2 separate regions of the Homo sapiens genome follow, and region 1 is linked to region 2. Evidence: read pairs that join two places in POLR2A ChIA-PET (ENCODE). Cell type or tissue: HepG2. All regions are shown on one strand. Links, peaks and the distances in the headings refer to the core of each region. The heading gives the core; the rest is flanking DNA. Region 1 holds the start of NUPR1 (nuclear protein 1, transcriptional regulator). Region 2 holds the start of SULT1A2 (sulfotransferase family 1A member 2).

Region 1 (8,320 bases), core at 101-8,100, 58 kb after region 2:
TCGCTTGAACCCGGGACACGGAGGTTGCAGTGAGCCGAGATCGTGCCACTGCACTCCAGCCTGGGTGACAGAGCAAGACTCTGTCTCAAAAAAAAGAGAAAAAAAGAAAAAAGAAAAGAAAATTAAAATTAAATTAATTAATTAATTAAAAATAAAAGAATTAGAAAACAAGCTTCACCTCCTCCAGGAAGTGTGCCTTCATCTCCCTATCTCCAGAGAGGTTAGGTGCCCTCCTGGGAGCTCCCAGCCCTCTGCGTTTACTCCAAGCTGATGGCGCTGGGTTGTCATAGGTGTGCCTAGCAACGTCACGAAGGTGTAACTCTAAGCAGGAAGAAAATAAACTTCCTCGTGGCAGATTTTACATGCACCTGGAGGCTTGAGGATGGGAAAATGAAACCATCCCTGTAAACCTCATGCAATTAATCAGAGAACAGAGAGGAGAAATGGAAACAAGCCAGGCTTGCAGCACACCCAGCGCTGATCATGAGGTCAGCTGCCCCCTGATCTGCTTCCTCTTAGTTGTCTGGTGCCTGCTGTTCTAGAATCACGTAGACCTGGTTACAAGATCATAGTTCCCCTTAACTGCACTAGAGATAGCAACTTGAACGTTATGAAACATTAAATGTTACTTTTGAGAAATTCCTTCAGGTCCTGCGTGCCGGTGAAGCGACTGACTCCGCCAGCCTGAAGGACCCCACCAGGAGCTAACTCCCCAAAAATGTCTTTTTCACATCATGATGATTTCATTTCCCTTGCTCTGACCAATGACCCCAATTTTCTAGCCTCTCACCCTCCATAATCCCCTTAAAAGCCCCATCCCAGAATTCCCTGGGGAGATGCATTCGCAGGTCTCCTCCTATCCCCTTGCACAGTGCCCTGTGATCATGAAACTCTCTCTACTGCATCCCTGCTGTCCAGTGTAATAGGGCTGTGACAGGGCAGCAGGCATACAAATCTGCTGTTCCTGTAACAAAAAGCACACCTCTACGTCTAGATGGAGCCACGTCTAGAGCCCTGCAGATCCATGCTAGAGGGGTTCCAGCAGGCTGGAGTACAATGGCGTGATCTCGGCTCACTGCAACCTCTGCCTCCTGGGTTCAAGAGATTCTTCCGCCTCAGCCTCCCGAGTATCTTGAATTACAGGTGCATGCCTCCACGCCCAGCTAATTTTTGTATTTTTAGTAAAGACGGAGTTTCACCATGTTGGCCAAGCTGGTCTTGAACTCCTGACCTGGTGATCCACCCGCCTCGGCCTCCCAAAGTGCTGGGATTACAGGCGTGAACTACCGCGCCTGGCCCTTTTTTTTGTTTTGTTTTGTTTTTTGAGATGGAGTCTCGCTCTGTCGCCCAGGCTGGAGTGCAGTGGCGCGATCTGGGCTCACTGCAAGCTCCGCCTTCCGGGTTCATGCCATTCTCCAGCCTCAGCCTCCCCAGCAGCTGGGACTACAGGTGCCCGCCACCACACCCGGCTAATTTTTGTATTTTTAGTAGAGACGGGGTTTCACCATGTTGGCCAGGCTGGTCTCCAACTCCTGACCTCAGGTGACCCACCCAACCTCGTCGGCCTCCCAAAGTGCTGGGATTACAGGCGTGAGCCACCATGCCCTTCCTCCTTCTCTCATAGGCTTCTTTCTTCCAGCACCTGTAAGATCAAGGCCAGGGAGACCTCCTTCCCTGGCTCCATCTGGGACAATCACAGTGTTTCTGTGGTCCCCTGTGAGGCTACAATTCGCCTCTCAGTTCCTGCATTGCAGAGCAGGTGGAAGCTGAGCAAGCAACACTGATCTTAGCAGAGCCTCATGTATTCAACTAGACATTTACTGAGCTCAGACTGAGTGCCAGGCATTGAGGATACAATATGGCAGGCAAGATTCCTGCCCCGAGAATAATGATAATTAAAATAGCAAGCATTTATTGCACACTGATTATCTTCTAGGCACTGCGCTAAGCATTTTTTTTTTTTTTTGAGACCGGGTCTCACTCTGTCGTCCAGGCTGGAGTGCAGTGGCGCGATCTTAGCTCACCGCAACCTCTGCCTCCTGGGTTCAAGCGATTCTACTGCCTCAGCCTGCTGAGTAGCTGGGATTACAGGCACACACCACCACGCCTAGGTAATTTTTGTATTTTTAGTAGAGACGGGGTTTCACCATTTTAGCTAGGCTGGTCTCGAACTCCTGATCTCGTGATCCACCCACCTCGGCCTCCCAAAGTGCTGGGATTACAGGTGTGAGCTACCGTGCCCGGCCCCAACCTTCTTTTCTTTTTCTTTTTCGAGTGCAGTGGCACGATCATAGCTCACCGCAGCCTCAAACTCCTGACCTCAAGTGATCCTTCCACCTCAGCCTTTCAAAACAGTGGGATTGCAGGTGTGCCTCACCTTATCCAGCCTAGGTGCCATTAATCCCACTGTATAGACGAGTAAACAAACATGCAGACTAAGCTTGTCTAAGAGCACACAGCTAACTAGGGGGCAGAACCAAGCTTTAGACCTGAGAAGCCCTGTTCCAGAGCCTACTCCTTTAACCATTAACTAAACTAAACCAACGGTTGCATGCCAGTGGGGACAAATAATGGTAAAGCAAACAAATAAAAAAGATACTGGCCAGGTGGCTCACGCCTGTAATCCCAGCACTTTGGGAGGCCGAGGCGGGCAGATCACCTGAGGTCAGGAGTTCGAGACCAGCCTGGCCAACGTGGTGAAACCCCGTCTCTACTAAAAATATAAAAATTAGCCGGGCGTGGTGGCACAAGCCTGTAATCCCAGCTACTCAGGAGGCTGAGGCAGGAGAATCACTTGAACCCAGGAGGCGGAGGTTGCAGTGAGCCGAGATCATACCACTGCACTCCAGCCTGGTGACAGAGTGAGACTCTGTCTCAAAACAAAAACAAACAAACCAACAAAAAAAGGATGGAGTCTTGCTCTATTGCCCAAGCTGGCCTTGAACTCCCAGCTTCAAGCAATCCTCCCAGCTTACCCTCCCAGAGCCCTGGAATTACAGGCATGAGCTACCGCACTAGGCCAATCTTTGCTTAATTTAAGATTATTTTCCTCTTTCTCTGATCACCTGGTCTGTTATTATTGGCCCAATCCTGTTTTCATTCAAGTATCCTGTCTTCACTTTCATTTCCTGGGTGTTAAGGAACTCATACATCATCCAAATCTGGGAAAACAAAGGCTAAATTCAATTCCGGCTCAGGCAAGGGAGAAACACAAGCAGAAGTTCAGCTTTTTGTGTTTTTGTTTTTGTTTTCAGACACAGTCTCATTCTGTTGCTGAGGCTGGAGTGCAGTGGCTCGATCTCAGCTCACCACAACCTCTCCCTCCCAGGTTCAAGCGATTCTCCTGCCTCAGCCTCCTGAGTAGCTGGGATTACAGGCACTTGCCACCACACCAGGCTAATTTTTGTATTTTTAGTAGAGATGGGATTTCGCCATGTTGGCCAGGCTGGTCTTGAACTCCTGACCTCAGGTGATCCACCCACTTTGTGGATCTCCCAAAGTGCTGGGACTACAGGCATAAGCCACCACGCTCGGCCTCATTGTGTCTTCTGCCTCAGTACATCCATATTTTGAAATACATATTATTTTATTATAATTTGTTTTTGAGACAGGGTCTCCCTCTGTCACCGGGCACTGTAGCATGTGTCTTTCAAACATTATCTCATTTGATCCTCTCCCCAACTCTAGGAAGAAGATACAATTATTATCATCCTTATTTTACAGAATTGGAAACCAAGGCACAGAGAGGTGAAGGGACTCGCCCAAGGTCACACGGAAAGTGGTGGGTCAGGGGATTGAACTGAGGGCAACTGGCTCCAGACCCTGAACTCTCCAACCCTCTGCCACCCTCCTCCTAGGTGAGGGAGATTACATTACTGGGGACCCTGTTTCAGGATATTAAGGGGTTTTCCAAGATGTTTCTCATAGAAAAAAGAAAAAAAAGGGTGTGGCTCATGCCTGTAATCCCAGCACTTTGGGAGGCCGAGGCAGGCAGATGACTTGAGGTCAGGAGTTCAAGATCAGCCTGTCCAACATGGTGAAACCCCATCTCTACTAAAAATACAAAAATTAGCCAGGCATGGTGGCAGATGTCTATAATCCCAGCTATTCGGGAGGCTGAGCCAGGAGAATTGCTTGAACCTGGGAGGAGGAGGTTGCAGGTTGCAGTGAGCCAAGATCACACCACTGCACTCCAGCCGGGCGACAGAGACTCCATTTCAAAAAAAAAAAAGAAGACAAGCAAGATGTTGAGTGTGACTGGGTGGAAGCCACTGACTTGTCCCTGGCACAAGTGTGCTGATATCCCTTCCCCCTCCTTCCTCACGTCCTGCATCTCAGCGAGAATTGGGGTGCCGGGGTTAGCTGTGTGGCCGTCATCCCAGGCCCAGGTGAAGCCCTCGATCAGGTGAGGCCATGATCCCAACGAGTGTTTTAGCCCAGATCCTGCCTCTTCCCTGCTTTCTGCCGAGAAGCGGGACCTCCTCTATGGAAAATATCCAGCTGGGTGAGCCTGGGAGGGAGGAGGTGAGTTGGGCTGGACTCAGGGACCGACTCTTCCCGTCTCATGACTGTGTTTACTGGGCTGGATTTTGGGAAGGGGCCAGATTGCATCAGACAGGGCCTGATGGGCTGGAGCCAGACTGTGGTCTGAGGAGGAGACACAGCCTTATAAGCTGAGGGAGTGGAGAGGCCCGGGGCCAGGAAAGCAGAGACAGACAAAGCGTTAGGAGAAGAAGAGAGGCAGGGAAGACAAGCCAGGCACGATGGCCACCTTCCCACCAGCAACCAGCGCCCCCCAGCAGCCCCCAGGCCCGGAGGACGAGGACTCCAGCCTGGATGAATCTGACCTCTATAGCCTGGCCCATTCCTACCTCGGTAAGGCCCACTCAGCCATCTCCACGGTCCTTCCTCCTCTCCCGAAATCAGGACCCACCCCTCTTGTTTCCTCTCATTTCCTTTCCTTTCCTCTTCGTTTCTTTCTTTCTTTTTTTTTGAGAGAGTCACTCTGTCACCCAGGCTGGAGTGCAGTAGTGTGATCACAACAACTCAAACAACTCACCGCAGCCTCGAACTCCTGGGCTCAAGTGATCCTCCTGCTTCAGCCTCCTGAGTGGCTGGAACTTCAGGTGTACACCACCTGCAGTGGTGAGATGGGGTCTCACTATGTTTCCCAGGCTGATCCCAAATTCCTGGGCTCAAGCAATTCTCCTGCCTTGGCCTCCCAAAGTGCTGAGATTACAGGAGTGAGCCACCCTGCCCAGCCCACTCACCCTTTTCTAGCCAACCTGTTCCTTGGACCCTCACGTCACCCCTGTCTAATCCCTTATCCCAGGAGTGCTATGTTACTCAGCCTGGGACCTCACACACATCTGGGGTCCCACATTCCACAGAGGGGAAGCAGCAGGCTTCTCCCTGCTCTTCCCATCCCCACAACCCTGAACCCCTGCCTCTCCTCTGACAGGGCCTCTCATCATGCCTATGCCCACTTCACCTCTGACTCCTGCCTTGGTTACAGGAGGTGGAGGCCGGAAAGGTCGCACCAAGAGAGAAGCTGCTGCCAACACCAACCGCCCCAGCCCTGGCGGGCACGAGAGGAAACTGGTGACCAAGCTGCAGAATTCAGAGAGGAAGAAGCGAGGGGCACGGCGCTGAGACAGAGCTGGAGGTAAGGAGTCGGGGGGCCCAGAGAGCTCAAGGTGGTGCTTCTGCCATGAAGGACAGGCCGGAAGGTGTGTGATTGGGTGGGGAGGAGGGATCAGGCAACTGTTGTCTTGATGCAGAATAAAACGAGACATATGTTTGATTGTGAGTTTCCTAGTGGCCAGAGCAAAGTGGGAACACAGAACCTTTCCAATTGAAGGGAAATTTGACTTACAGAGACAGAAATTGAGGATAGAGAGGGTGGGTCCTTCCCTGGAGTCACAAATCAAGTGAGTGGGAGAGGCAGAATTAGAACCCAGATCTCTGTCCCTTTTACCACCTGCTTTTCCTCACCCCCCAGATGAGGCCAGACCATGGACACTACACCCAGCAATAGAGACGGGACTGCGGAGGAAGGAGGACCCAGGACAGGATCCAGGCCGGCTTGCCACACCCCCCACCCCTAGGACTTATTCCCGCTGACTGAGTCTCTGAGGGGCTACCAGGAAAGCGCCTCCAACCCTAGCAAAAGTGCAAGATGGGGAGTGAGAGGCTGGGAATGGAGGGGCAGAGCCAGGAAGATCCCCCAGAAAAGAAAGCTACAGAAGAAACTGGGGCTCCTCCAGGGTGGCAGCAACAATAAATAGACACGCACGGCAGCCACAGCTTGGGTGTGTGTTCATCCTTGTTCTTTGTGTGTTTTTGTTCGGGCATGTGTGTGCTTGCCTGTGCCTGCACATTCATGAGCCTGAGAGAGCATCTTTGATGTGTATTTGTGTTTGGTGTATGTATCTGGGGCAGGGAGTGTTCCTGCTCTTGCAGGGTCTACGCTGTGAATGCAGCTTTTGGTTTGTTTGCTTTTGCTTGCATATATTTTAGTGCATACATTTCTGTGGGCTCCTACGTAGTGGAAAGGAATTTCTTCTGCTTTTTTGCGATACTGCCCATGAAACACGGCCCTCCCCAGCACCTGTTTTTGTTGATTGTGTCCTGTTCATAGACGGGAACGCTACTTATGAGTGCCATCTAAAAGTCAGAGAAAACTGAGATTTAAAATATTAAAAGCCAGGGCCGGGGGCAGTGGCTCACGCCTGTAATCCCAGCACTTTGGGAGGCCGAGGTGGGTGGATCACAAAGTCAGGAGTTCAAGACCAGCCTGACCAACATGGTGAAACCCCATCTCCACTAAAAATACCAAAAATTAGCCAAGCATGGTGGCAGGTGCCTGTAATCCCAGCTGCTCAGGAGGCTGAGGCAGTAGAATCGCTTGAACCCAGGAGGTAGAGGTTGCAGTGAGCCGACATCGTGCCATTGCACTCCAGCCTGGGTGACAGAGGGAGACTCTGTCTCAAAACAAACAAACAAACAAAAACTAAAGTCTGGGAGCAGTGGCTCATGCCTGTAATCACAGCAGTTTAGGAGGCCGAAGTGGGAGGATTACTTGAGCCTAGGAGTTTGAGACCAGCCTGAGCATCATAGTAAGACCCCATCTCTACAATTTTTTTTTTGAGACAGAGTCTCACTCTGTTGCTCAGGTTAGAGTGCAGTGGCACCATCTTGGCTCACTGCAACCTCTGCCTCCCGGGTTCAAGCAATTCTCGTGCCTACGCCCCCTGAGTAGCTGGGATTACAGGTGAGCACCACCACGCCTGGCTAATTTTTGTTTTTTTGTTTTTTTGATACAGAGTCTCACTCTGTTGCTCAGGCTGGAGTGCAGTGGCATGATCGCAGCTCACTGCAACCTCCGCCTCCTGGGTTCAAGCTATTCTCCTGCTTCAGCCTCCTGAGTAGCTGGGACTACAGGCACCTGCCACCATGCCTGGCTAATTTTTGTATTTTTAGTAGAAACAGAGTTTCACCATGTTGGCCAGGATGGTCTCAATCTCTTGACCTCATGATCCACCCACCTTGGCCTCCCAAAGTGCTGGGATTACAGGCGTCAGCCACCACGCCTGGCCAATTTTTGTATTTTTAGTAGAGATGGGGTTTCATCATGTTGGCCAGGCTGGTCTCAAACTCCTGGCCTCAAATGATCTGCCCACCTCAGCCTTCCAGCCTTTGGGAGGCCAAGGAGGGAGGATCGCTTGAGGCCAGGAGTTCGAGACCAGCCTAGGCAACATACCAAGGCCCTGTCTCTACAAAAATTTAAAAATTAGCAAAGCATGGTGGCTCATGCCTGTAGTCCTAGTTGCTCAGAGGCTGAAGTTGGAGGATCCCTTGAACCCAGTTGGAGGCTACAGTAAGCCATGATGGTGCCACTGCACTGCAGCCTGAGCAATAGAGTGAAACCATGTATTGAAAAAGAAAGAAAGAAAGAAAGAGAAAAAGAAGGAAGGAAGGAAAAGAAAGGAAGGAAGAAAGAAAAGAAAGAGAGAAAGGAGAGAAAAAGAAGAAAGAGAGAGAAAGAGAAGAAAGAAAGAAAGAAAGAAAGAAAGAAAGAAAGAAAGAAAGAAAGAAAGGAAGGAAGGAAAGAAAGAAAGAAAGAAGGAAAGAAAGAAAGAAAGAAAGAAAGAAAGAAAGAAAGAAAAGAGCGAGCCCCGGCACAGTGGCTCACACCTGTAATCCCAGCACTTTGGGAGGCCAAGGCAGGCGGATCACCTGAGGTCAGTAGTTCGAGTTCGAGGCAGAAGTTGTGGTGAGCCAAGATCACGCCATTGCACTCCAGCCTGGGCAACAAGAG
Region 2 (8,320 bases), core at 124-8,123:
GGGAGGAGCTGGCTGGGGCGGAGGTGATGATCCAGGATGCGGGCCAGCGTAGGGGTCTTGGTGGGCATGCTGGGGTCGGATGGAGCGCAGGAGGGAGAGGAGGGGGGACAGGTGGGTACCTGGGCTGGAGGCGCGGCCTGAGGTGGGCAGGTTCAGGGGGCGTGACTTCATTTAGGGGCAGGGCCTGGGGCTAGGCTGAAGCCGGCAGTGAGGACCCCGCTCTCGGGTGGAATTGGAGGGGACCCGCGGTTGGGCGCGGCAGGGCTCACAGGGACACCCCCGTTCTCCTCCCCAGGGAGAAAGTGCTCGTCGTGCACGGCTTCCCGCCCGCCGTGGCAACCCTTCGGGTAAGGAAGGAGACCAGGCGGCGGCAGGCGGGCAAGGGCTTGGGGTCCGCCCCCCTGCCTGGAGCCGCCCTAACTCCTCCGTATCCTGCCGCTGTTGGAGTGGGCCTGGAACCCCCTCCATAGGCGCGCCTCCTACTCCCGCTGCACCCCGACCTCCGCCGGGACCTCTATGCGCCGCGCCGCACGGGCGATGGCCTTCGGGCCTCCCCGGCCCCAGGGCACCGCGCAGGTCCCTTTGCTGGCACCAAGCCCGAGCCTGAGCCGGACCCGGGGCCCAAGAGGCCTGTGCGCCCTGCGAGCCCTTGAGCTCCAGGGGAGGTCCGCCCCAGGCAGGGCGGCTCATCCCCCAGACCACTTCGGATCCAGCTGTTTGTTGAGGAGCCAGGAAACGCCCTGACACTTTTGCGGCCCTGTCCCCGTCTCTAAGATGGGGATGATAGTATTTCTGGCCATTCCTGAGCACAGCAGGACCTGCCTTTTCCCTTTGACTGGAAGGTTCTTCTCTACACCTATCTTGATAACCTGCCACCTCCACAGGGAGGTCTTCTCTATCTCCCGATTTAAAATTGCAGCTCTGAGAAGCCGGGCATGGTGGCATATGCCTGTAGTCCCAGCTACGGGGGGAGGCTGAGGTGGGAGGATCGCTTGGTCCCAGGAGTTGGAGGCTGCAGTGAGCTCTGATCGCTCCACTGCACTATAGCCTGGGCAAAAGAGCAAGAAACTGTCTCTAAAAATATAAAATAAAATTGCACCTCTTGTGTACTTCCCCGTCTGCTTCTTTACCTGAATACTTACTATCTCACCGGCTAGGTGCTTTATGACTCTCGTTAGTCTCTCCCACCCCAACCTTTGCACTACATTGCCCGAGGGCAGCTCTTGTCACTGCTGTAGAACAAAGTCCTGCACAGAGACGATAGCCAAGAAATAGTTAATAAAATAATGGAAAACGGGTGCCTTCTACTGAGCACCCGCTAATAGTGAGTGAGTAGAGGACTTGCCCTGGGGACATTCAGTGACCTGCTGGGTGTTGCTGAGCTGTGAGGAAGTTCAGGTCTGGCTGCAGTGGTGAGGCTGTGACTCAATCAATCACTGCTGATGCTCCCAGGACCTGCACCAGCTTAGTCCCAGGGGCAAGGATTTTAAACCCCCACCTCCATTTCCTCATCTGTAAGATGCAAATAACAGTCACCTCTGCCTCACGGGATGGAGCTGTGTAATGCCCGGAACAGTGCCTGCTGCATAGAGGGGTTGCTGCCAGCTGCCTCTCCCTCCTTGTCTCTTACCTGCCTGCTGCCTGGGACAGGATGAAGCGGGGCCCTTGTGTTGCCCCAACCCTGGCTGTTGGCTAAGAGCCCACGTGATCTGCCTGTGAGAGGAGTTCCTTCCGGAAGAACCAGGGCAGCTTCTGCCCCTAGAGGGCCAATGCCCTAGCTGAGTGCAGTCCCCCGGCCCCAGCCTGGTCCAGCTTTGGGAAGAGGGTGCCCAGTTGTGCAATCCAGGCCGGGGCAGCCGTGTCCTGATCTTGGTATTCAGGGCTGAGCCTGGAGGGGGCTTGTGATGCCTGACTCTGTCTCTCTCTCTGGCCCCATGCCTTGGTAGCTGTGAGGCGTCACTGCTTTGGGTGACCTGATCTGGCTGTGATGGATGAGCACGGGGGAAATAGTGGAAGACTCGGAATTAGAAGACGTGAGTGGGCTTTGGCCCCAGCCTCCCTACCCCACTCCCTGTCCTGGGCTGCCTGTGACCAACCTTGTTTCTGCAGGCACACTGGATAGCCCTGCTGGAGCTCAGTGTCCCTAATCCCCTCCAGATACTGGTGGCCTAGGGGAGGTCATCAAAGACCGGTGGGACATCGACCTCAGCCCGTTTCCACGCTTTTTTTTGTTTTGTTTTGTTTTTTTGAGACCGAGTTTCACTCTTGTTGCCCAGGCTGGAGTGCAATGGCGTGATCTTGGCTCACCGCAACCTCCGCCTCCCGGGTTCAAGCGATTCTCCTGCCTCAGCCTCCCAAGTAGCTGGGATTACAGGCGTGTGCCACCAGGCTTGACTAATTTTCTATTTTTAGTAGAGACAAGGTTTCTCCATGTTGGTCAGGCTGGTCTCAAACTCCCGACTTCAGGTGGTCTGCCTGCCTCGGCCTCCCAAAGTGCTGGGATTACAGGAGTGAGCCACCGTGCCAGGCCTTCTCCAGGCTCTTGGCACCTTAGCCAGAAACAATTTAAGGACAAGTGCAAAAGTCATGAACGTAGGCAGATTTCCTGCAGAGTAAAGGGACTCACTGAAGAAGAGGAACGTGGGGGTCCTCAAGAGAGTGTCTCATGCCCTACAAGGTGTGGGGCTGACCTTTATGGGCTTCTTCAACTAAAGAGGGGTATATTCATGAAGATTCCAGGAAAAGGTAAAGATTTCTCAAGACCGTGGTGCCACAATTTACACCCAAATACAGGTGTTCCTGGAGCCGTCTTGGCACTGGTGGGTGTACGGTTTCATATGTTACTGATTGTACAGTGAGATCCTAGGTGAAACCTACATCAAATACAGCGCCATGTTGCTTCTGGTTGGTCGCAGCCAGCTTGGTCCTCATCCTATTTTTCAGGGACTTATTGGCCCTTGGCACATGCAGCTATTTCAAGTTTCCTTCTTCTGGTCATGTGAAACTGCTGCCTGGGATTTTCTGTTGTCTTGCTAGCACTCTATTAATCTCACATTCTCGCCTCTTTTCTGTGCCACCCCCTGCTGGTCCGGCTGGTTTTCACTAGAGTGCAATACAAAGTCTCAGTCAAGAGGGCCTCCTGAAGGTTGCTGAGGGCAGGGGTGGAGCTAGTAGCCGGAGGACCTGCCAGTCATGGGGATTCCTCAGGGGCACAGAGGAGGGAGGAGGGGCCTGTGGCCCTAGCAGGGGAGCAGCCTCTCCTCTGCCTGGAAATCCCATGCCTCAGTTTTCCCCGCTTGCCTCTGAGCTCACGCAACCCTGGGAAGGCTTGGGAGACTCACCTTTACTCAGATGGTTGTTTACCTGTCTCGTGCCCAGCTTGACCCTGGACTTTAAATAGTGAGGACAAAGAACGAGGAGGGTGGGGGGATGCACTCCTTCCACGGGGCCCTGTGGCTTCCAAGCCTCAACCTCCTCTGGCCTCTGTCTGTGGAGCCTCCTTCAAACCCATGGAAAGAAAAGTACCTGCCAGGGGCTGTGGTTCTTCTAGGATCTTCTATCGATGTTCTGTGAGGTCCCCAGGGAGCCATGAAGCTGGGGCTGGCTCCCAGGGCAATGGGACTGCAGTGTCCTTGTTCTTTCTTGTTCTATGGATCCATGCTCTGCTCCACCCCTGCCCCTTCACTCTGCCCACACGCATCACTCCAGACTGGCCTTGTGGTCAGAGCCTGGAGTGCATGGGCTGCTGGAGGCCTGTGGGTTGCACTGGGCCAGGACCCCTGGCACCTTCAAGACTGGCCTGGAGCCAGCAGGTAGGTGACCTTTCCAGGGCCTGCCTATCCCATCTTTCTCCTCCAATCCCTCCCCTCTCTTGCCTGGGTCAATTAGAGAAAGCTTGTCTTTTGGAGTTCAGGGGCAGGTCAGGAGCCCAGTGACAGCTCAAAAAAAAAAACCCACAAAAACAAACCCACCATTGGGCCCTTTCCCCTTTCATTCTTCTGTTTTCTACACACCAAACCCAGTCGTGGCTTTGGAGATCACTTTAAGCTTGTCTCCAGCTGGCAAACTAAGGAGGGTAATAGAGAAGCTCCCCCACCCCCAACCCTACCCCTTCCTTCCGGAAGCAAATCTAAGTCCAGCCCCGGCTCCAGATCCCTCCCACACTGACCTAAGAAACCCTCAGCACAGACAACACCCCTGCATTCCCCACACAACACCCACACTCAGCCACTGCGGGCGAGGAGGGCACAAGGCCAGGTTCCCAAGAGCTCAGGTGAGTGACACACCGGAATGGCCCAGGACGCCCTCACCCTGCTCAGCTTGTGGCTCCAACATTCCAGAAGCCGAGGCCTCTGCTATCCCTGCCCTCTCCCCATGGATATCCCATTTCAGACAACCCCGGCCGGCCTGAATCCCCCTCCCTTCCTTTTTTTTTTTTCCGGGGAGGCCAGGTCTTGCTGTCACCGAGGCTGGAGTGCTGTGGGATCCTGGCCACTGCAGCCTTGAATTCCTGGGCTCAAGTGATTCTCCTGCCTCAGTAGCTAGGACTACAGACCCTCACCATCCTGCCTGGATAGTTTTAAAAAATATTTTTAAAAGATTTTTAGAGATGGGGTCTTCCAATGCTGCCCAGATTGGTCTCCAAATTCTGGCCTCAGCCTCCCTAGGGTCTGGGATTACAGGTGGGAGCCACCCTGCCCAGGATCCTCCTTTTGCTGAGTCATCACAGTTTTGCTCATTCCCACATCAGGCTCTGGCCCCCAATACCAGCTCAGTTGCTCAATGGGCTGTTTGTCCTGGAGCCCAGATGGACTGTGGCCGGGCAAGTGGATCACAGGCCTGGCCAGCCTAGGAGTTGCCACATGTGAGGGGCCGAGGGGCTCAAGGAGGGGAACATCGGGGAGAGGAGCCTACTGGGTGGAGGCTGGGGGTCCCAGCAGGAAATGGTGAGACAAAGGGCGCTGGCTGGCAGGAAGACAGCACAGGAAGGTCCTAGAGGTTCCTCAGTGCAGCTGGACTCTCCTGGAGACCTTCACACACCCTGACATCTGGGCCCCGCGCCACGAGGGTGCTTTCACTGGTCTGCACCATGGCCCAGGCCCTGGGATTTTGAACAGCTCCGCAGGTGAATGAAAGGTGAGGCCAGGCTGGGGAACCACCACATTAGAGCCCGACCTGGTTTTCAGCCCCAGCCCCGCCACTGACTGGCCTTGTGAGTGCGGGCAAGTCACTCAGCCTCCCTAGGCCTCAGTGACTTCCCTGAAAGCAAGAATTCCACTTTCTTGCTGTTGTGATGGTGGTAAGGGAACGGGCCTGGCTCTGGCCCCTGACGCAGGAACATGGAGCTGATCCAGGACATCTCTCGCCCGCCACTGGAGTACGTGAAGGGGGTCCCGCTCATCAAGTACTTTGCAGAGGCACTGGGGCCCCTGCAGAGCTTCCAGGCCCGGCCTGATGACCTGCTCATCAGCACCTACCCCAAGTCCGGTAGGTGAGGAGGGCCACCCACCCTCTCCCAGGTGGCAGTCCCCACCTTGGCCAGCGAGGTCATGCTCACCTCAGCCTGCTCACCTCCCATCTCCCTCCCTCTCCAGGCACCACCTGGGTGAGCCAGATTCTGGACATGATCTACCAGGGCGGTGACCTGGAAAAGTGTCACCGAGCTCCCATCTTCATGCGGGTGCCCTTCCTTGAGTTCAAAGTCCCAGGGATTCCCTCAGGTGTGTGTGTCCTGGGTGCAAGGGGAGTGGAGGAAGACAGGGCTGGGGCTTCAGCTCACCAGACCTTCCCTGACCCACTGCTCAGGGATGGAGACTCTGAAAAACACACCAGCCCCACGACTCCTGAAGACACACCTGCCCCTGGCTCTGCTCCCCCAGACTCTGTTGGATCAGAAGGTCAAGGTGAGACTGGGCACAGTGGTTCACACCCGCAATCTCAGTACTTTGGGAGGCTGAGGTGGGAAGATCCCTTGAAGCCAGAAGTTCCAGATAAGTCTCTTCCAAAAAAAAAACTTAGCTGTGCATAGTGGTGTGTGCCTGTAATACCAGCTACTCAGGAGGCTGAGGTGGGAGGATCATCTGAGCCTAGGAGTTTAAGGCTACAGTGAGCTATGATCACACCAGTGCACTCCAGGCTGGGTGACAGAGAAACACTGTCTCAAAAAACGATGAATAGAAAGAGTGTCCCACCAGTGCGGTGGCTCACACCTGTAATTCCAGCACTTGAAGAGGCTGAGGCAGGTGGATCACCTGAGACTAGGAGTTTGAGATCAGCCTGGCCAACATGGCAAAACCCCATCTCTACTAAAAATACAAAAAAATTAGCCGGGCATGGTGGCAGGCATCTGTAATCCCAGCTACTTGGGAGGCTGAAGCAGGAGAATTGCTTGAAGCTGGGAGGCAGAGGTTGTAGTCAGCCGAGACCTCACCATTGCACTGCAGCCTGGGAAACAAGAGCAAAACTCTGTCTCAAAAAAAAAAAAAAAAAAAAAAAAAAAGCGGCAGGTGGCAGGGGGCTGGGCCTGTTGTGGCTCACGCCTGTAATACCAGCACTTTCGGAGGTCGAGGTGGGCAGATCACCCAAGGTTAGGAGTTTGAGATCAGCCTGGCCAACATGGAGAAACCCCGTCTCTACTAAAAATACAAAAATTAGCCAGGCGTTGGGGCAGGCGCCAGTAATCCCAGCTACTCGGGAGGCTGAGGCAGGAGAATAGCTTGCACCTGGGAGGCGGTGGTTGCAGTGAGCCGAGATTGTGCCACTGCACTCCAGCCTGGGAGACACAACGAGACATTGTTTCAAACAAAACAAATAAATATTTTAAAAGGTTTGCCACCTGGGTGGCTCACCGCTGTAATGCCAGCATTTTGGGAGGCCAAGATGGGTGGACCGCTTGAGCTCAGGAGTTCCAGACCAGCCCAGGAAACATGGGGAGACTCCATCTCTATAAAAGATGCAAATAATCAGCAGGGCATGGTGGCATAGCGCTATAGTCCCAGCTACTCAAAAGTCTAAGGTTGGAGGATTGCTTGAGCCTGGGAGGTCAACGTTGCAGTGAGCTATTCTCACTCCAGTGCACTCCAACCTGGGCAACAGGAAAAAAGAAAGCCCAAGGTCTTTTTTCTCTTTTCTCTTTTTTTTGAGACCTAGAGTCCCCCCCCCCAAAAAAAAAAAAAAACCACAACAAAAAGAAAAAAGCAAAGGTCCAGGTGTGGGGCATGTGAATCCAGGGAAGGAGGCCCCGGCTCAGCCCAGCTTTGGTCCTGTTCTTCTGGGAGAGTCGCCTCACTTCCTCCAGACTTGTCTCATCTTCCACGGGGGGGACTGTCTGCCTTTTGCTCTGATGACCAAAAACATGAGACTCTTCCGGGTAGACCTAAGAAAGGTAGAGGGTGGGTCCTCACAGGCCCACAAAATTTGGTGGTGGTGGGAACATGCCTGGTGGAGCATGCCTTGCTCCAGATCGGGGTGTGACGCATTGATGCAGATTATATTACTATAGAATATGATGGTCTCAGGGACCAGGCAGGACTTTGGCTTTTGAGCAGGGTTCAGATCCTGACTTGGCCCTACCTGTGCCGTGAGATCTCAAACAAGTCAGCCTCTAAGCCTCAGCTTCCTCCTTTGCCAAACCAAGAGATGAGCTGGCCTGGGGCAGGCTGTGTGGTGATGGTGCTGGGGTTGAGTCTTCTGCCCCTGCAGGTGGTCTATGTTGCCCGCAACGCAAAGGATGTGGCGGTTTCCTACTACCACTTCTACCACATGGCCAAAGTGTACCCTCACCCTGGGACCTGGGAAAGCTTCCTGGAGAAGTTCATGGCTGGAGAAGGTGGGCTTGATGGGAGGAAGGAAGGTGTGGAGCTAAGGGGTGGTGGCTACAACGCACAGCAACCCTGTGTCGGCACTCCCTGCCCGCTTCTCCAGTGTCCTATGGGTCCTGGTACCAGCACGTGCAAGAGTGGTGGGAGCTGAGCCGCACCCACCCTGTTCTCTACCTCTTCTATGAAGACATGAAGGAGGTGAGACCGCCTTTGATGCTTCCCTCCACGTGACACCTGGGGGCAGGCACTTCACAGGGACCTGCCAAGGCCACCCAGCCACCCTCCCTGGGCGGCCCCTCCAGCAGGCCCGGATTCCCCATCTTGACTCCCTGGCCCAGGCCCCACTGCAGCCCCATGTGGCAGCAGGCTGGGCACAGCTCTCATCTCCTGTGCCTGAGTCAGCTGCACGGGTGGCCATGGATCAGCTACTTTTTTTTTTGAGACAAAGTCTTGCTCTGTTGTCCAGGATGGCATGCAGTGGTGTGATCTCAGCTCAGTGT

The links. Peaks named below come from ENCODE experiments on the same cell type or tissue, not always from the same donor. Only the 100,000 strongest peaks of a DNase experiment are listed, where the experiment ranks them.
Region 1: POLR2A ChIA-PET joins it to region 2 with 11 read pairs; 5 of 35 experiments call an interaction of 5 or more read pairs at or near these places.

Annotation. Positions count from the first base shown.
Region 1 is chr16:28,535,351-28,543,670 of GRCh38, reverse strand. NUPR1 (nuclear protein 1, transcriptional regulator) reads left to right here and starts at 4,697. Exons shown (of 3, transcript NM_012385.3): 1 at 4,697-4,875; 2 at 5,516-5,665; 3 at 6,002-8,320. The coding sequence starts at 4,764. The coding sequence ends at 5,652. RefSeq lists an enhancer at 4,704-5,903. In HepG2, for the core only: a CTCF peak has its summit at 2,477; DNase peaks (open chromatin) are centred at 2,510, 4,580 and 6,447; H3K4me3 peaks cover 3,446 bases.
Region 2 is chr16:28,592,950-28,601,269 of GRCh38, reverse strand. SULT1A2 (sulfotransferase family 1A member 2) reads left to right here and starts at 4,220. Exons shown (of 8, transcript NM_001054.4): 1 at 4,220-4,273; 2 at 5,336-5,487; 3 at 5,595-5,720; 4 at 5,806-5,903; 5 at 7,702-7,828; 6 at 7,924-8,018. The coding sequence starts at 5,340. RefSeq lists enhancers at 1-452, 1,286-1,819, 1,820-2,354, 3,988-4,282. In HepG2, for the core only: a CTCF peak has its summit at 3,084 (motif pointing left); DNase peaks (open chromatin) are centred at 3,149, 3,749, 4,219 and 4,789; H3K4me3 peaks cover 1,941 bases.